Linked DNA regions of Homo sapiens: regions 2 and 3 are each linked to region 1. A link is an interaction called in ENCODE POLR2A ChIA-PET data of the cell type or tissue named here. Cell type or tissue: GM12878. All regions are shown on one strand. Region 1 overlaps DIAPH3 (diaphanous related formin 3). Region 2 overlaps DIAPH3 (diaphanous related formin 3). Region 3 overlaps DIAPH3 (diaphanous related formin 3).

Region 1 (4,000 bases):
AAAGAAATGGTATTTATTATGCTTATAGACTGGAAGAGTTGGTATTGTTAAGATTTCATTTCTCCCTCACATGACCTAGGAATTTCACACATTCCCAATCAAAATCTCAGCAGGTTTTATTATAGAAATTGACAAATGATTTCTAAAATTCATATGGTATGCAAAGGACATAGAATATAGAAAACCAATTTTAAAGAACAACAAACTTGGTGGACCTAAACTACTGATTTAACATCAAGGCAAAAGTTTTGGCTTAAGGATATACAACTAAGCTTTCTAGAAGGTTAGAAATAGACCCACAAAAATACCATCATTTGATATTCAATGATGTTCTTTGTATCAAATAGTTTTGTAAAGTCTATACATCTTAGGGACTAAAATGAATCTCAACTCCTGCATCACACCTTACTGAATAATTAGAGGAATGGAGTACGGACCTAAACATGAAAAGATAAAAGATAACTAGAATAAAACATAAGTTGGTAAAAGGAATATAAAATCATATAACCTACTTTGCAAAAACACTTTGGCAATGTTTTAGGTTAGGTATACATTTGTACTATATTTTTTACTAATTTAATAGAAATGAAAACACTCATACGAAAGTATTAAAATAGCCTGTATTAGTTTCTTAGGGTTGCCGCCACAAATGTCTACGATCTTGGTGGCTTAAAACAACAGAGATTTATGCTATCACATTTCTGGGGTCCAGAAGTCATAAATGAAGGCATTGGTAGGGTTCCTTTCTTCCAGAGTCTCTGAGTGAGAATCTGATCCATACCACTCTGCTAGCTTCATTAATCTACTCACGATCCTTGGCGTTTCTGGGTAGATGTATCACTCCAGTCTAGGGCTCACCCTAAATCCAGGATGATTTCATCTTGAGATTCTTAATTTAATTACGTATGCTAAAACTGTTTCCAAATATGATCACATTCAAGGTAGCAGAGGTTAGGATTTAGACATACCTTTTGTGGGTCTCTGTTCAATTCAACTCACTACATAGCTCCAAACTGGGGTGGGTTGGGGGGAAAGTCCATCAGCAGGAAAGTAGATACACAAATTTTGGTATATTCTTGCATGGAAATCTATTAATAAAAAGGAACAAAGTACTGAATTATACAACGTGTGTATAAATCTCAGTCTTTTTTTTTTTTTTTTTTTTTTAGTGAAAGAAGCCAGCTATATAAACTGTTTACCGTATAGTTTCATTAATATAAATTTCAAGAACAGGCAAAACTAAGCTATAGTGATTGAAATCAAAACACTGGTTTTCTACGATGGGATGGGGATTGTCTGGAAGCGGGCATGAATGAATTTAAGACACTAATATGATTCTGGGGTTTATGCCAGCTTTTTAATTCAAGAGATATGAAACTTATGTGTTAAGACTGTGTGCTGAGACTGCCAAATTAAATAGGAAGTCTCTTTGTTCTTTAGCTTTACCAATCATAGCTTTACCACTTGATGATCCTGAGTATCTTCAGAACTCATTTGGACCTCCTGTGAAATCCTTAGTGATCCAGAATTGATAAGGATTTATAAACAAAGGTGCAGCAGTCTCTAATGTCTATAGCCAATTGTTTATTTCTTGACTAAGTGGAGGAATATACATTTTAGCCTTTTAATATTTTTGTACAAGCCTTGGCTTTACCTTTCTCCTATGAAATATGTAAAAATTATACCATATGTACTTTGTTTTTGTATAGTTTTCTTAAATAACTTTAGCATAGCAGCTTTAATATCGTAAGAGTACATTTATTTTAAAAACAGTTTTGATATTCTGAGTATTACCTCAGGCATAAGTCACTTGAATAGCTTTTTTTTTTTTTTTGAAGCCTTTCTCCAAGTGAAATGAACTTGTGTTTTTTTCTGAGAATTCTGGAGATCATGAACATATTGGTCTGTTAACAATGAAAGATATTTTTTATATCATTAGAAAAATCAAGCTCAAAAATTTTTTCTCTAGTGTCTTAATTCTGTGATGTATTAGATCACATTACTTTCTCAAAGTATTTTCTCTTGTCTTTCATAAAACTGCATTTGTTTTTTCACATTCTTCTTGCTTATCATACCTCTCCCATAGAGAACTGAAGAATTAGCTAATAGGAGAGTATGAGTGGAGAGTGTAGTGTGGAGCAGCAGTCCTCAACCTTTTTAGCACCAGTGAATGGTTTCATGGAAGACACTTTTTTCATAGATGGCAGGGGGATGGTTTTGGGATGATTCAACCATATTACATTTATTGTGCATTTATTTCTATTATTACATTGTACTATATAATGAAATAATTATACAACTCACCATAATGTAGAATCAGTGGGAGCCCTGAGCTTGTTTTCCTGCAACTAAATGGACCCATCTGAGGGTGATAGGAGACAGCGACAGATCATCCAGGCATTAGATTCTCATAAGGAGCATGCAACCTAGATCTTTTGCGTGCATAGTTCACAACAGGGTTCTCGCTCCTATGAGAATCTAATGTCACTACTGATCTCACAGGAGGTCAAGCTCAGGTGGTAATGCAAGCAATAGGGAGCAGCTATAAATACAGATGAAGCTTCACCTGCTCGCTCAGGCCCGCTGCTCACCTCCTACTATGCAGCCTGTTTTCTAACAGTTACTGGTGTGGGATCCCTGATGTGGAGAGACAACAAAAGTAGATCTGAAAAAGTATTAAAGATTCAGCACAATAGGAGGTAGTTGGGTATATTAAGGAGGAAGGTAAGAAATATTGAGATAGTACAGGTGGCAGGCAGAGCTCATTGCAGGGTGTTACTTGATAACTACTGTGAAGAAATTAAAGTTCATTCTTACCTACTAGAAAACATAGCAGAGGAAGCTTGAGTTCCAGATGGTTTGTAAATTGTGGTTCTTAATTTCCACATTGCGATGCTCTGAGTGGTAAGGACAGTTGATTAGCAGCAAGTTAGCTCTAGGCCTGGGTCCTACTAGCCAGGTGACTTGAAAGAGTCATTTCACCTTCCTGAAATGCTTTTCTGTTATTTCTTATAATGTGATATCTACAAAGTAGATGAACTAATGCTTTTAGAGTATTATAAATTAAGACCGAGGCCAGTAACTTCCCAGTCAGCAGGTTACTATACTGTTAGAGAGTTAAGTGAACAGTGAAGTTTCATAATAACTTCAGGGAAGAATAAAAAAGAATAAAAAATAAATCCTTCTGAGGTGTGCCATGTTAAGTCTGCATAGTAGGACGGGGGAAAAAAACATCTGACAACCTGTATTTATAAAAGAAAATGTATAAAGAGAAGTAGATATGGTGTTAAACAAAGTTGATGTAAAAAATGATTTTTTTCCTTATAGAATAATGGATAAAATTATATGTGAAAAATAGAACCATAATGAGATTTTGAGAGATTACATCTTCCTGGGGACCTTTCTGACTTTATACTCCTTAAGACAGGCAGAAAGAATTCAACGATAAGGGCTACAGGGGCAGCTGCTATGGCTCCTGTGCCCCTCACAGCACTGAATGGGGCCCAGTCAATACTTGTTAGTTCATTGATTTTTCTAAAGGTCTTTTTACGTTGTTCCCTCTCTAACAACATATATTGCCAACAAACAAAATTTTGAAATAAAATTACCCTTAGGGTTCTGGATATTGCTTCTTGATTTTTACCAGTCACTGCTTTTAACATCTCTTCATTCTGACATATGACATCTGTGTGTGGGGGGGTTACAGGAGTACTGCTCCCTGCCTTCAGGAAAAACAGGAGTGAAATCAATGTATTTTTCCTTTTTTGGATTGATCTTCAGATTACATCTCATTATTGTCAGATTTGGGTTTCGTGAATTTATATTGCCAAGACTTTGTAACAATAGATTTAAAGGATAACTGTAAAAATGAAATTCTAATTTCTTCTAGCATTCTAATTATTAACTAGCTTACATTTTATGTTTATTGTTCATTTACCCTTTCCTTTTTCTCATTTTTAAAAATGACTTTCTGTTGCCATTCAGAGTATTATTTGAGCAC
Region 2 (4,000 bases), 66 kb before region 1:
CACATAAAATTAACTATGAATAATTGTGGCTTTTAGTACGGCCTCTATCTAGTTCTAAAACATTTTCATCATTCCAAAGTAAAACCCTGGACCCCTTAAGCAGTCTCTCCCCATTATTCACTTCCCCTAGCCCCTGGCAATCACCAATCTGTTTTCTGCCTATAAATTTATGTGTTCTGGATGTTTCATATCAGTGGAATCACACAATATGTGACTTACCGTATCTGGCTTTCACTTTACATAATATTTTTGAGTATGCATTGTAGCATGTGTCAGTGCTATGTTTCTTTTAATGGTTGAATAATATTCCATTGTAGTTTTATACCATGATTTATCCATTCATTCACTGGTGGATATTTAGGGTGATTCTGCCTTTTGGCTATTGTGGATAGTGTTGCTGTGAACATTGGTGTACATGTATTTGAATACCTGTTTTCAATTCTTTTGGATAAATACTTTGGATTGGAATTGCTGTATTATTTGGTAATTCTATGTTTAGCTATTTGAGGAACTGCTAAGCTGTTTCCACAGTAGCTGAATCATTTTACATTCCTATTAGCAATGTATAAGAGTTGTAATTTCTCCACATCCTTGCCCACACTTGTTATTTTTAATTTTTTATAGGTGTTGATTTTAAGCTTTAAAAACCTCAAAATTTTACTGAAAGTGATGCTTTTATAAAAGTTTGATGGGACATAACAGAAAATCAAGTATATTAATGCCTATTATAGAAACTAATAAAGTCTTTAAGTAGGGAAATATGAAGATCAAAATAGTATTTAATTATGAAGTTTATTGAGTGAATGATGGCAGAAGATTCATAAATATGACTGAGAAGCTTGCAATTTTACATGAAAGATATATGTGTTATAGGTAATACAGTATACAGTATTATGTATGTCTGTATTAGTTCATTCTCACGCTGCTAATAAAGACATACCTGAGACAGGGTAATTTACAAAGGAAAGTGGTTTAATTGACTCACAGTTCAGCATGGCCTGGGAGGTCTCAGGAAACTTACAATCATAGCAGAAGGGGAAGCAAACACGTCCTTCACATGATGTCAGGAAGAAGTGCTGAGCGAAGTGGGGAAAATGCCTTTTATAAAACCATCAGACCTTGTGAGAATTCACTCACTATCACAAGAACAGCATGAGGGTAACTGCCCCCATGATTCAGTTACCTCCCACTGGGTCCCAACCACAACATATGAGGATTATGGGAACTACAATAGGAGATTTGGTTGGGGATGCAACCAAACCTCATCAGTGTCTTAATAGTTAAGTACACATAAAACATTACTTATGTATTTCATTAAGATTATATAAAGCTTGTTTACCTAAGCTGCCATAATTTATTCATTATAGAATAATTATGTTACAGAAAATTTAGAAAATTGATGAAAGAAAAAAATACCACCCTAAACTCCACTACACTATTCAATTTCATCGTAGAATTTAAATTTCCTTTAAGCTTTTCAAAACTTTTGTTTTCTAGCAGTGTTTATACTGCTAGAGTAAATAACAATATATATATATAGTTATTTCCACATATTTCTCATGCTATTAAATAGCCTTCATATCTTGACTGATCGTATAGTATTACATTTAGTCATTATATCACAGCTATTAAGTATATTTAAAAACCTGTTGATTTTAATTGGGATAATTAGAAAAGTATCATGAAGGAGATAGCTTCACTTTGCCCACCTCATATACTTCATTTCTTGGCTTATGTGTCATCTCCTTTGGGAAATGATTTCTATGACTTCTCAGATTGGCATAGGTTTTGTGATTCAACCCCACAGTGCCCTTTATTTTTCATTCATAGCTCTGGTTTGTAATTCTACTAAAATTCTTAGTTGTGTGAGTGGTTAGGAACTATGTCTTCTGCCTACTCTACTCCTTTTACTCAGGGCAGTGTCTGATGTTTATCATTGCTTAATAAGCTTGTTGGATGGATGAGTGAACGTACAAATAAGGAGAGGAAGTCAAGAGTGTGAACAAAGGCACTGAAACATGTGCTGCTGGGGTGTTTGGGGAAACACGTAGGCTTGGGAGCTAAAGATCAGCAGTGAAATATACTGCTCTGTGTTTGAGAATGAGAAGATATATATGGGACAATGTCACTGGAAGATGAACCTAGAAAGAGTTGTGTTTACATTAGGGAGGTTTATATGCAAAATCTAGGCATTTATATTTTCTTCTGTCACGTTTATAAATAAATTAAAATATTATATTGTCACAAAGTTTTAAATGGAGACATAACATATTATAATCTATGTTTTAGCATGACACCTTAGTATCACACAGCTCTGTGTTGCAGTAGGTAAAGTCCAGAAACTGGAATGTCAATTAAGAGACTACTTTTATTACCAAGGGCATTGGTGATGAATTTATGAATCTAGGTTACTTCCATGGGAGTACATTAGCTATAAAAGCTCTTTGAGGAAGTGTGATCCACGAGGTTTAGACAATCATTAGCTGGTAGATTTTGGGAAGAAAGCAGAGCATGGGATGATTTAGGATTATAGAGTGAATCAAGCTGGTGTCTGTAGATTTTAGGCTAAAGATAAATAGGTTTTATTGTTATCTGCTTGACTCAAGATACTGTTATGGATCTCCACTACAGATTATAAGTTGGCCACATTTTTCTATACAAGACTGAATAGTAAATATTTTTGTTTTTGTAGGTCATATGGTCTCTGTCACAGCTACTCAGCTGTGCTATTGCAGTGTGAAAGCAGCCACAGACTCTATATAAACTAATGGTCATATATGTGTTCCTCTTATACTTCATTTATTAAAACAGGTAGCAAACTGGTCTTGGCCCATGGGGCTATAGTTTGCTGACCCTGGTTATATTACTGAGGTTTTATTTCAGATTATATTATTAAATTATAGTAGATCCCATTGCAGGTGATGTGATTTCCTTCAACAAGGAGCACCAATCACAAGTAGGACTAGAGATATAGACTGTTATATCTATTAGGTTTCTTGATTCCCCTCTCCCAGATATTTGTGACTAAATGTTGCTAAACAAAATTCATGGGAGGCCATTGTCTTTTACTAAGCTGTTGCACTTGGCCTTAACATGCCAGATCAAACCAGAATGGAGTCACTTGTGCTAGGTGCCATTTAATCAAATTGAACTTTAACATGTGCCAGTTTTCTGAAAAATAGGAGATTCGCAGCAGCCAATCAGAAGGGGCCTATTTTACCTGAGCCTATATGATAAGGAAGTCCCCTGTTTTAACCCTATAAAGAAAGTAACTCAAAAATGACCAGTCTGTTTTTTGTTCCTTCTTCCTGCTTTCTTTACCCCTTCTCTAGCTATAAAATCAACCATCTCTGCTCAGTTTATTGTGGCACTTTTCTACATTTTTAGATGAGATGCTACCTGATTAATGAATCATGTATAAGATCTTTAAATTAGATCTTTAAATGAAATTTGTTGAAGTTTCCTTCCTTCCTTCCTTCCTTCCTTCCTTCCTTCCTTCCTTCCTTCCTTCCTTCCTTCCTTCCTTCTTTCTTTTTATGTCAAGCAAGGCAGAGAAAGGGTGTAGAAAGAACCACATTAAGAAGTTTGATTAGAAAATCTAAAGCATGGGCTGGTGAGGTAGCTCACACCTACAACCCCAGTGCTTTGGGAGGCCAAGGTGGGAGGATTGCTTGAGACCAGGAGTTTAAGACCAGCTTGGGCAATATAGCAAAAACAAAAACAAACACCCAACATATATACGAAAAAACACACTGGGCCTGATAAACCCATGCCTGTAGCTCTAGCTACATGGGAGGCCAAGGCAGGAAGATCACTTGAGGCCAGGAGTTTTGAAGCTGCAGTAAGCTATGATCACACCACTGCACTTCAGCCTTGGTGACCAAGTGAGACCCCATCTCTAAAAACAACAACAACAAAAACTAAGTGTAATGGAAACTAGGTAGACGTACAGGGACTAGAGATTATCTGAGTGTTAAGAGCAGGTTTCTTGGACACAAGG
Region 3 (4,000 bases), 190 kb before region 1:
ATCAGGTGCTGAAACAACACAGCCATGAAAAGAGACTGCAGAGCCTATTGTGCTACCATTAGCCTGTCATCTACTTTGAAACTATACAAGATAAGGTTCACAGTAATTTAAGAAATGGAAGATCGACAGAGGGGGTTTCTTCGGAGAGAGAGGTGTCGGAATGCTGTGATATTATTTCTGACCCCTTGTGAGGGACTGGAGCCAAATGAGTGGGCATTTGAGAGAAGCACTCAGAGGTTGATGTGTATCCCTTCCAGTTTGGAGACCCAGATTGGAAACTTACTGTGTTCACTCTGCTAGGTTCTAAAGGCAAGAGGCTATTCGAGCTGCTTTGGTGGCAGAGCAAAGAAAAAGGATTAGACTTATGGTTGGAACAAGCTGGACTTGTGCCAAAACATTGGTCAGATGTGGATCTTTCAGAAGGCATTGACTGTGACTTGTCTTAGGAGGAATTTTGTCCCAAGGGGACCCCCTGCATGTGCAGTGACCCCCAATAGGGACAGTTTATGCAGGGTGGACTGCTATTTCTTTAGTAGTATTTCTTTACTGTCTGAGTAATGCACATATGCATTCCATGGAAGATACGGTCAACACTTGGATATCAGCTACATCTGGAGGACCGTGGCACCAGAGTATAACAGTGATGCTTGATTATAGCAGTTTTCTGCATCTGTTTCTCTTTCCTCCCCACTGTCTCCAGCCCTGAAGGTAATGGAGGAAACCTGAAAAGTTGGCATGGTGGAATGGAAGTACAAGGTGGGAAAATGGTGAAGATCTGCAGCCCCGTTCATCACTATAGATTTCTTTGAGTGAGGTTCACACTGAGAAAGGGGAGAAACTTTAACATAATTAAGACTGAGGTTTTAATATTTTCTGTCTCTTGAGAAAGAAAAACTTACTTTATGAGGCTAGATAAGTTATCTGAAAATTACACTATCATCCTGAGATGATATTACCAAAATTAATCTTCAAGTGAGAGAGTGCTATTGAGCAGGTTAAAATCCAGAAGTCATAAGGGAAAAAAGATGGCTACATTTGCTAATACAACTAAAAACTTTTGTATGGGTAGCGAAGGAGAGAGAGAGAGGGAGCAAGCAAAGTTAGAAGAAATAAAAAGCTGGAAGAAAACGTTTGCTATGTATCAATAATGTGTAAAGAACACCTACAAATCATTAAGAAAAAGATGAACAACCCAATAGGAAGAAGTTTATTTCATGTCAATAGGCAATTTGCCCAAGAAAAATAATGAATGTCATACATCCACATGAAAAGACGTTCAATTTCAATATGTAAATTAAAATAGGTATGGAGAGCATTTTTTGTCTGTCATAATAGAAAAACTAAAGATTTTTGACAGTAAATGTTTGGTGAGAGTATAGAAATATATATCAATGCAAACTATTGCTAGTATAATTTGTCAGTATCTATCAAAATAAAAACTTGTATACCCTACTGATGTAATGGTTCCACTATTTTGAACCTATTTTATAAGAATAGCTTGAACATATAAAGATCTGTGTACCAGCATGTTCTTGCAGCACTGTGTGAAATGTCAGGAAATTTAAAACCAAAATATTTATCAATAGAGACATGATTAAGTAATTTATAGTACAGTCATGCAGTTGATGGATAATACAGCTGTTAAAACCAATGACTTAGATCTGACTTAGAAAGTTACCCAATATTTAAAAAAAAAAGCATATGTATAGTATGAACCAATTTTTGTTTAAAGACATTGTGAGTTTATACTGTGAATGAGTGGGTGTCTGTGCATATCTGCCCATGTAAAGGAAAACCCTTGATGGATTCTAACCAAACTTGTAAAAGCATTTGCAGTGATTATCTTGCACTAGGGCTGGAGAAACTGGGGCAAGAACTTTCATTTCCTTGTGTACTTAAAAAAGAGTAGTGAGATTATGGGTGACTTTTTATTGTGGTATTTTTGCATATCTCAGGATAGTATTTTTTGACACACACACACAAAGGATAATGTGGTATAAAGAGCTAGAGGAATAGGAAGGGCAGCCATCCCTCGGATCACGTCAATCTTCTGGAGTGGTGAGATGTAAACCATTGCATAAATGACTGCTCCTTGATTTTAGCCTAAAATAATCCAGTCTTTCTTCTGTTAAATGCAAGAAACTTGGGGTAGTTAATGTGAATAAGATAAGGTCTATAGCACTTCAGAGAGCTCACAGTTTAGTAGAGACAAAATGTATAAGCAGGTAAGAGGAGTACAATGTGATATATGGGCCCTAAGTATGTGCTAAAGTGCTGAATTATTGCCAGGACAGTGTTGAAAATGCAGTACTCTGACTTATTGGAGTTAATGGGAGAGACCCTGGATTGTCGTCAGCATCTTAGCAGGCAACCTAAGCACTGCAACAAGCATCTCCTACTGTGGCCTCCTTTATCAAAGTTTTCAGCATTAGTACCAGAAAATATCCCTTTAGAATAATGTTTTCTTAGCAGAAACAGAATCTGATATTGTTCCTAACAGAGAACACCATTTTTGTCTTGTTTACCAGGTCATTTTGCCACAGTGCAGATGGCCTGATAACATGGACCACATTTCAATTAGGAAAAATAAAAACAAATCAGCAGAGCTAATAGCATGCTGTTTGCAAAGCTTTTAAATGTGACTTGGAATAGCACAAAAATTCATTTTATATTCTTGTAGTAAATTGGCACTCATTTAGTAACTTTTATTTACAGAACTTAAAGTCTTGGAAACATCTGGGTAAATCTGTGAATAATTTAAGTGTTCAGTTTGTGATCATTGTCAAATAGTGTTTATTAAGCATTTACCTATGTGTTACAATGCTGGATGCCATAAATATCACCATAAATGAAAAATAGAGGCAGCTGGGATATTTACCTCATAAAGGAGGTATGTTACTACATTAAAATATATGAAAAGTATGATTTTATATTTGAAGAATTTATGTATTGTCCATCTGAGAGTTTATTTAATGTTACATAAACGGATTGCTTTTAATCTAAAAAATTAGAGGACTAGATTTGATAACATCTAAGTTACTTTCCATTTTGCAAAGTTCTTTCATTCCTTCATTTACTAGGAAATGCCACCCAGTTATAATTCTTGCTTCCAAAAGGATTCAGTTGAAAACTTGGTATTTTCATCTTTTTTTTTTTTTTGAGACAACATCCCGCTCTGTTGCCCAGGCTGGAGTGCAGTGGCGCCGCCTCGGCTCACTGCAACCTCCACCTGCTGGGTTCAAGTGATTCTTCTGCCTCGGCCTCCTGAGTAGCTGAGATTACAGGCACCTGCCACCACGCCCGGCTAATTTTTGTATTTATAGTAGAGATGGGGTTTTGCCATGTCTACCAGCCTGGTCTTGAACTCCTGACTTCAGGTGATCTGCCTGCCTCACCCTCCCAAAGCGTTGGGATTACAGGTGTGAGCCACTGTGCCCGGCCTATATTTTCATCATAACACAACTTTTCAAAAGTAATATATTATCATTGTAGAAAATACACAAAACAAAATGCAAGCCATCCATAATTTCTCCCCCAGAGGTAACTATTGTTAATATTTTTGGTTACTTTATTTTTAGTCCTTGAAAATGAGATTGAAGACACCAACCTCAAATGGTTGTTGTGAAGAATAAATGAATATTACTTTATGTGTGTAGGCTGGCAGATATATTTGTTAAAGCATCTAGCAGTACTAAACATAGGTGCATTCTTTAGTTATCTTTTAAGTGTCAGCCTTATTTCTGATATTATTTCTCCTTTTTTTCAATAATGTCTGGATTGTGTTTCAACTTTTTATTCTGAGATTTGTTAGAGACCTTTAGTAACTATAACTTATAGTAAGCAGTATGAGGTATATTTTGATAAAGATACATTTGTAATCTAGTGTTTCTTGGTACTATCCAATTTTCCATTTCAAGGAAAATTTTAATGTTCATATATATGAAAGTTTAAGTCTGATAGAGAAGAGCAAGGAATACACATTTTCCCCTGAAATTAATAA

What was found. Peaks named below come from ENCODE experiments on the same cell type or tissue, not always from the same donor. Only the 100,000 strongest peaks of a DNase experiment are listed, where the experiment ranks them.
Region 2: POLR2A ChIA-PET joins it to region 1 with 5 read pairs; 2 of 35 experiments call an interaction of 5 or more read pairs at or near these places.
Region 3: POLR2A ChIA-PET joins it to region 1 with 6 read pairs; 2 of 35 experiments call an interaction of 5 or more read pairs at or near these places.

Annotation. Positions count from the first base shown.
Region 1 is chr13:59,882,616-59,886,615 of GRCh38, reverse strand. All of the region lies in intron 20 of DIAPH3 (diaphanous related formin 3), which reads left to right. Among named protein-coding and RNA genes, the nearest start is that of DIAPH3-AS1, 130 kb to the left of the region's middle. In GM12878, no CTCF peak of the experiment used is centred here; no DNase peak of the experiment used is centred here.
Region 2 is chr13:59,948,368-59,952,367 of GRCh38, reverse strand. All of the region lies in intron 17 of DIAPH3 (diaphanous related formin 3), which reads left to right. Among named protein-coding and RNA genes, the nearest start is that of DIAPH3-AS1, 62 kb to the left of the region's middle. In GM12878, no CTCF peak of the experiment used is centred here; a DNase peak (open chromatin) is centred at 1,995.
Region 3 is chr13:60,072,468-60,076,467 of GRCh38, reverse strand. The region is part of intron 4 of DIAPH3 (diaphanous related formin 3); the gene reads left to right. Among named protein-coding and RNA genes, the nearest start is that of DIAPH3-AS1, 62 kb to the right of the region's middle. In GM12878, no CTCF peak of the experiment used is centred here; a DNase peak (open chromatin) is centred at 1,857.